Linked DNA regions of Homo sapiens: region 2 is linked to region 1. Evidence: chromatin contacts called from ENCODE Hi-C or POLR2A ChIA-PET data. All regions are on one chromosome and are shown on one strand. The core of a region is the stretch at or near the end of the contact, and the rest is flanking DNA. Distances in the headings are between cores, read along the strand shown.

Evidence for each region. A loop is a pair of places that touch in the nucleus more often than their neighbours do. ChIA-PET counts read pairs that join two places held with the same protein, here RNA polymerase II (POLR2A). Pooled maps may share reads with other maps.
Region 2: a pooled map shows a loop between it and region 1 (7-fold over the local background). The contact joins two enhancer-like sites. A Hi-C loop is called at or near these places in 4 of 37 single-sample maps with no recorded cell type and 5 of 50 pooled maps. POLR2A ChIA-PET finds 5 or more read pairs at or near these places in 1 of 52 experiments (A549).

Annotation. Positions count from the first base shown.
Region 1 is chr2:39,264,076-39,267,521 of GRCh38, reverse strand. MAP4K3 (mitogen-activated protein kinase kinase kinase kinase 3) reads left to right here. Exons shown (of 34, transcript NM_003618.4): 27 at 275-333; 28 at 2,216-2,319. Among named protein-coding and RNA genes, the nearest start is that of CDKL4, 22 kb to the right of the region's middle. Within about 2 kb of position 1,326, at least 3 of the 41 ENCODE cell types and tissues checked have a DNase peak (open chromatin) inside an H3K27ac peak, as active enhancers do.
Region 2 is chr2:39,375,888-39,379,758 of GRCh38, reverse strand. It overlaps MAP4K3 (mitogen-activated protein kinase kinase kinase kinase 3), which reads left to right. Exons shown (of 34, transcript NM_003618.4): 2 at 1,636-1,693. Among named protein-coding and RNA genes, the nearest start is that of MAP4K3, 59 kb to the left of the region's middle. Within about 2 kb of position 2,063, at least 3 of the 41 ENCODE cell types and tissues checked have a DNase peak (open chromatin) inside an H3K27ac peak, as active enhancers do.

The DNA of each region.
Region 1 (3,446 bases), core at 77-2,576:
TTTTTGTATTTTTAGTAGAGACGGGGTTTTATTATGTTGGCCAGGCTGGTCTCGAAGTCTTGACCTTGTGATCCGCCCACCTCGGCCTCCCAAAGTGCTGGGATTACAGGCAACGTGCCATGGCACCCGGCCTTTTTATTCTAATTTTAATAGATGAGCTAGTATGTCAGCACCAGTTTTGAACTCATCCTTTGTGCACTGATCTATAACAGTAGCTTTTTCATATACTAAGTTTGCCTACATATATTACGTACTCACTTTTATTTACATTTAGGAAATTTTCTGTATCAGCAAAAATCCCTGAAACCAAATGGTGCCAGAAGTGTTGTGTTGGTAAGTAAACTGTCCAATAGCATATAGCTCTCTGAGACTCCTCCTAAAATCTGGCATAAAACAGTACTACCCCAGGGCATTCTGCCAGCAATACTTTATTTTTCCTGCTTAAGTAGAACAAATTTCTTGGCTGTTTCATCTCTGTGTAGACTAAGCCTAATACATAGTACCTTGCAAATAATTTATTTGCAAATAAATGTTTATTAGCAAATAAATTATTTGCTAAACAAATAATTTATTGCCTAGGTAAATGGAGAAAGTTGTATGACTTTTTTTTTTTTACCACATTTTATCACACCCTGTTTTCCAAGGGTCCTGTTACGTACCATTCACCATTCTGCTTAGCAATGGCTTGTGAGATGGCATTTATTCCTTCAGCATGTATTTTTATGTTCACCTTCCTCTCACCTAAATTCCTCCCCCACCCCAATAACAATTAGTTGTTCTATTTGCATGTAGCCAGAGCAAAAAATGATTTCTTTCCCTTAAGTTACTATTATTATAAAAGGGACGATAAACACATGAGTCATTATACCACAAGTATAGTGTGGAAAGGACTCTAAACATAGGCTCACTGAAGAAGGTGGCATTTGGGCCAGGCCTCAAAATAAGGCAGATTCAGATTTGAACTGAATAGATGGAGAGTCATTTCAAACAGAAGAAATGACATAACATGTGGAGGCAAAAAAAAAATCATAAAGGTTACATAATAAATGCTGACTATTCGCTTAGCTGGATACAGATGATAGAAAGGAGAGTGGCAGATGAGTGTGAGCCATTGGCCTTGTGTGAGCATGTACTTATTACTGTGCAACAAGTAAGGAAGGAAGTCTTGTGCTAGAGCAGTAGCAGTGCAAATAGCAGGGAAGGAGTATCTGGGTGTGAAGGGAAAAGATGTCAGAGATGACTGAGGCCTCAAACCCAAAAGACTGGCAGAAGGGCAAGTGTTAACAGGAAGCGAGAACAGCTGGTTTAGAGCAAAAGAGGATGACAAGGTTGGGTTTAGACATGGTGGTTGAGTCTCTGTTAGAACTGCAGCAAATTTACTTGACTCTACCTGAGGACAAAGGGGCAGGTTTTTAGGAAAAGTTAATTATAGGAAAGAATTTCCTATATAGACTTCTCTGTTTTCTTTGGCGGGACAGTTTTGCTGTTCTCCTCCTCTGCCATTTAAATATTTCAAATCTATTTGAAGTGTGTGAACTTTACTGCTGTTCCCCTTTTCACAGTTCAGTTTTTTTATCTTTATTCCAAATATATTTACTTCACATATATTTACTTTACTTCTTCTGGTTTATAACCAGAAGAAAATTTCAAAATCTGAGGTAATTCAATTTTATTATTTGTAAACCAGTATTTTAAGGTTCGATTAATATCTGTGATGTTTTCTAGTGACCATAAGAATTGAATCAAAAGGGGGAAGATAGACAAGTGTTTTATTTTCAGAAACAAAACATTATTGCCTCTGAACATTACCACCAAAAGCACCTTGTGAACCACCCGAATGTGTTGTATCTTAGGAGTCTGACAACTTCTTCCCAAATTTACTTTGACCCTTTTATCAGAATGTTGCCACCTCAGGTAATTTTCCTACCATCATAAGACGAAAAGTCCTTCCTCTTACCCCACAGCCTCATTATAACCAGCAGTTTCATTTGTGCATACAAATAAAAATCCTGCAAGTTAAGAGGGCATTTCCTGCTATTACCTGAAACAGTATTTTTTTCACCCAGCCCTCTAATTAAGAAACTGAACTGGCAACCAGCTTTTGATTTTGTTTTATGTTTAGTTTGTTTAGTTTTGTTTGTTTTTTTGAGCATGCAATTATTGTCATAATGACTTTGTTTTATAAGAGAACTCATTTATATTTTTGCTTTGACAGTAAGAAATCCTTACACGGGCCATAAATACCTATGTGGAGCACTTCAGACTAGCATTGTTCTATTAGAATGGGTTGAACCAATGCAGAAATTTATGTTAATTAAGGTAAGCATAAAAGTCAGACTATCTTATTCTTACTATAAAAGCTTGTCAACCTTACTGTTCTTTAAAGAAACATTTTTTTCAGTTAATTTTCAAGTTAATTTAGTGATTTTAGATAATGTGGCAGGGTTGTAAAAATCTGCCCAGTTGTAAGCAACTTAATTGGCCTAGTAAAAGTTTTATAAGAGACTAGAGAAATAATGCAAGGGTATGGCGGTGGGGAGCTGGAAATAGTGTCTCACATACAGAGCCTGATGGCAGAAACAGGAAGTACTAAAAGATCAGTGAAATATTTTGAATACACTCTCTGGTTGACCTCCATCACAGCTGAAAACAACATACAGGTTGCAGTTTGGCCTAGGAGAACTAGGGGTAACCATAATGACAGGGAAACAAGTTGTTTTTAGTTATATACCCACCCATTAATTTACCTAGGCCTTTCCACAGATTTTTTTTATAGAATCATTTAATTAATGAATAATTTTTAAAATATTTACTGTTACTCATCTGTAACTTACATTTAAGGAAAAACTAACTTTTAAAATGTGTGAAGTACAGGCTCAGTTAATTACATCAAGGAAATACCAAATGAATTTTAAAAGTCATTTTCCATGCTATTATATATGGACTGAGTGGTCTTATTTCATGTGCATTTGATCTCAGTAGAAATTAGAGTCGGAATATAGCTGGAGTGGGGTTCTTCCTAAATTTTATAGTATTAAGATGTTTAAAGTATTGACTCCCTGTTGTTTAAAATCCTGTAAGTGACTAAGAAATCTAGTTTTCGTTTTCATATCAGTTTTACCCTCGAGATTCACTAGGGCTAAACAGATGAAAATATAGTTTCAAGAATTTGAAACCTATTGAAGTATTAATTTCACAGGTAAATGCACTGAAACAAAAATTATTTAAACTGAAAGCTCAGGGGAAAATAGCCTTATAAGTTGTCTAAAGCAGAACTACTGAATACAGCCCATTTATGGCAAACATTGTTTTGTTCTCAGCTCCTCTTTATTCTTGTTTATTTGACAAAAGAATGCTCTATCCAAGATGGAATGGTAAAGTCTACACAGTTTGATTTTTCATCAACCTCTTCCTTTCCTATCTTTTTCCTTTCTTTCTTCAGGCTA
Region 2 (3,871 bases), core at 814-3,313, 110 kb before region 1:
CTTCTCAGTAAGTAAAAAACCATAGCATGATTTTTAAATGGTGGCAGTTGTCTTATTTGGAGGAGATGCTAAAGGAGAATCCTACCAGAGAAAAGATATCAAAGTGTGAGGAGAGGCAAGTAGTTGTGATGGTGCTTGAAAAGCTTTATGACTATTACACCTGAATGTTTTTCAGATACACTCTGCCTCCTTTACAGAATGCTCCCAGAATGATATTCTGGTTTTATTTCTATTTCATCATTTATATATGTTTTCTTCCTAGAGAAAGGAACTAGTATCCAGCACTGTCTATTTGAAACATCTATCCCATTTTATGGAAATTAAGTTTAATTTGAAATAAGTCTTCAAATCTCTTTTGTACTGCCTTGAGTGTTTATTAGTTATGGGGATTTTGTTTGAAGGAACAATTTTTAAATGAATTTTCCCTGCAAATTTTATTAATTTCTATGAGATCTCTTAATATCTTTGTTCTTCTTAGAGTTAAATGGTTAAATTTTATATTTTCAGCAATGACGGTGCCTCATATCTTAGATCTTTGGCTGGTATTTTTAGTGCCCTAGTATTCTTAGAAGAATTCCACTGTTAATGGTGTTACCATCTCTTGCCAGGTGATTCACTGATTTTCACCAATCCATTAATAAGAGAGTGTTGCAACTAGGAATAAATCTGGTCACATGAATGGATCTTTCTGTGATCAGGGAATGGCATGTATTGTTCTTCATTGGTGGTATGAATATTATTTGTAGTTAACAGTTTAAAATATCAAATTGAAAGTTCTGATCCAATTATAAAATATCTTAAATTGACAAAGACTTACTGCCATTTTAATATAGTTTCTGCTTATTTATATGTGTATTATATATAATATATATTGTTATATGTACACATAAATACACATAATATAATTATGTGTACTTATATACATAATTATACAGTTGTAAATGCCAGGAATCTATAATTTGATTTTTTAAAGTGATTTTTAATATGTGGCTTACAAAAATAGGTTTTGCATTGAACTACATGTATTTGACTGTACCATCAGGTGTGTTTAAAAGGATGCAGGGGGCCTGTTTTCATAATTATATACACAATTGTGTTAGCCTTTCATATCCTAAAGCTTTTAAATGAAAAAATATAAGGCTAGTTAATTAGTTCAACTAGCCTTTGAATGAATAGCAATACAGTGTAATACTTAAAGGCTCAGACTGTGGAGTTAGACTGCCTAGGTTTGAATCCCAGCACTGTCGACTCACTGGCTGTATGACCTTGTTAAGTTCTTTTGAGTTCTATGTCCTTTAGTTTCCTCACTTGCAAAATGAGAATAATATCAGTACCTATTTTATAAGGTTGTTGTGAGGATTAAATGAATTAATATTAAAACATTTAGAATAGTGCCTGGCACATCCGTACTAACATCTAAGTGTATATTAGCTATTAGTTTTGCCAATATTAAATTTATACATAAATGTTGAAATTTATTGTGAAGGAAAAACTATTTGTTTTGTAAATATAAATTACATTTGCATTTCTTTTAAAATATTTTTATATAACTGAAAACAGTAAGCTAAAGTGAAATTTTATACACTTTTTATGAAAGCTTTCTTCACAATAATCCTTTTTTCCTCTTTCTTTTAGGCACGGAATGTTAACACTGGTGAATTAGCAGCAATTAAAGTAATAAAATTGGAACCAGGTAAATTGTTTGAAATTCATTTTTTCTTACTGCTAGAAAGCCATGGGATATCTTAAGGCTTATTTTAATGATGTTTGGTTAACATTCTCTTGTTTTCCCCAACATCTGGGATAAATAGAGCTGCTTGTATGCCCTTTCCTCCACTTCTTCAAGTTCTGCATACAACACACCTTGCTCAGTTCTTCCCTGAAAAGTAACTGATAATTGGGGGAGGAAGGGGAACTCCTCCTGAAAAGACTTTGTTCTTTCTGAACTCAGTTGAGCTAACTTGTGACAAGCTGATAGTGGTTTATTTCCAGGCTGACGTCTTGTGGTGTCAGTGTGATGTAGTGGAAAAAACAGAACTGAAATTTAGGTAGTTGTAGTTCAGTTTGTCTCCCACTCCCTTGCTCTGTGAACTTGGGCAAATAGCTTCATGTCTCTGAGTCTCAGTTTTTCTCAGGAGATCTAGCTTCCACATTCTGTATTTCATTGCTATCCCAGCAGTTGTCTACCAAATTGAGCAGCTTATTGTAAAGCCCCTTAAGGCTACTCCTTATTTTTTGTCTGCTTCAACTATGTTCTTTGAATTCCTCCTACTTCCCTCAAAACCCACATTTTTCTTAGCTAATTACTCACTCTTTGTTTATTCTCTCTTAGAAACCCCTTCCCACTCTTTCTCCTTCCCACCATAAGCAAGTCTATAATTGTGCTAGTGTCTAGACCGAGTACCACAGCAGTTAGTGCCTTTCTGATGACTTCTTCCTTTACAAGCTGATAATAAGAGTTTATTGGTGAAACAAGTTTTAGCTCCAGTATGAACAGAAATCCATTCAGAGACTTTGCAAGAGTGGAAAAACTTTTTCTGTTTAAAAAAAAAAAAAAGGCCAAATAGCCAATACTTTAGACTTTGTAGGTCATGTATGGTCTCTATATTCAGTTCTCCCTCTTTCCCTATAGTTTGCTCACCCCTTATTTAGAGCATCAATAAACTTTTTAGAAGTGATATTAAAATGAAAATTTAAGGATGTGCTGATTGACTGTGATCAAACCACACATAAATAAAATGAATTAAAAAAATTTTCCAGTTATACATATTTACAGATTTTATGTAGTCGTTATATTCTAAACATCGCAAGACAAGATGTTTATCTTTTTTCTGAATCTCCTACTCTTCAATTCATAAGAAATTTAAGAAGGATATTTGAAGTTGTTGAAATATTAGCTACAAAAAGAAATTTGGCATTTAAAGCAGGGCCTTCATTTTTAATCATTAAGCAGTGACTGTGTTACTTAATGAAATGGTTCTAATGAGAAGTATTTTGTGTATACATCATTCCCTCAAGAAACCTTCTCTTTCAGGAAGCCTTGCTTGACCCTGGGTCTAATTAAGATGACTCCTGAGTGATTAGCTCTGCTGTAGCACTGACCATAGCTATATTGTCATTCTAGACTTGCCTTTCTTTGTTTCTAAGTTTTAATCAAATTTGTGCCCCCAGCACTGAGCTTAGGGCCTGGCACATAGTACTCATTCTGTACATCTTAAAATTTCCTTAAAAAATTAAAAACTTGAAAAAGCTTACTGTTCAAGTCAATTATTTTCTGTTCATGAAATGTTCAAGTTGTTGCACTGTCAGTCTTGGACACTGCCATGTGTATATTGATCAATGTAATAAAAGTAGAATATACAACTATACAAAAGGAAAAAAATAAAAATCATTCATATTCTGCCACCCAGAGAAAACAAAGGTTAATCACCATAAATATGTTTCCTCTATTACAGCTACCCATTTCCCCCCGCCACCAGTTATTTTGATCCCTCAATCATAAAATTCCAGCCCATAGTATTTCTGTGTATATGCCTAAAGTATAAATACTCAAAAAGTGTAATCACAAACAGGAACCCTCATACACAGCTGGTGGAAATGTAAAATGGTGCAACCACTTTGGAAAACAGTTTGTCACTTCCTTAAAGTGTTAAACATAAATTTGCCATAATGACCCAGCAATTCTACTCTTGCATATCTGCCGACACAATGATTGTCATGCACAAATGTTTATAGTAGCATTATTCACAGTATGTCTCAAAATTGGAAACAGTCTAACTGCCCATCAACTGGTGAATGAATATGTTGTGTTCATACAATTGAATACTATTCAACAATAAAAACAAGTTGCTGATAGCATGCTGTAACATAG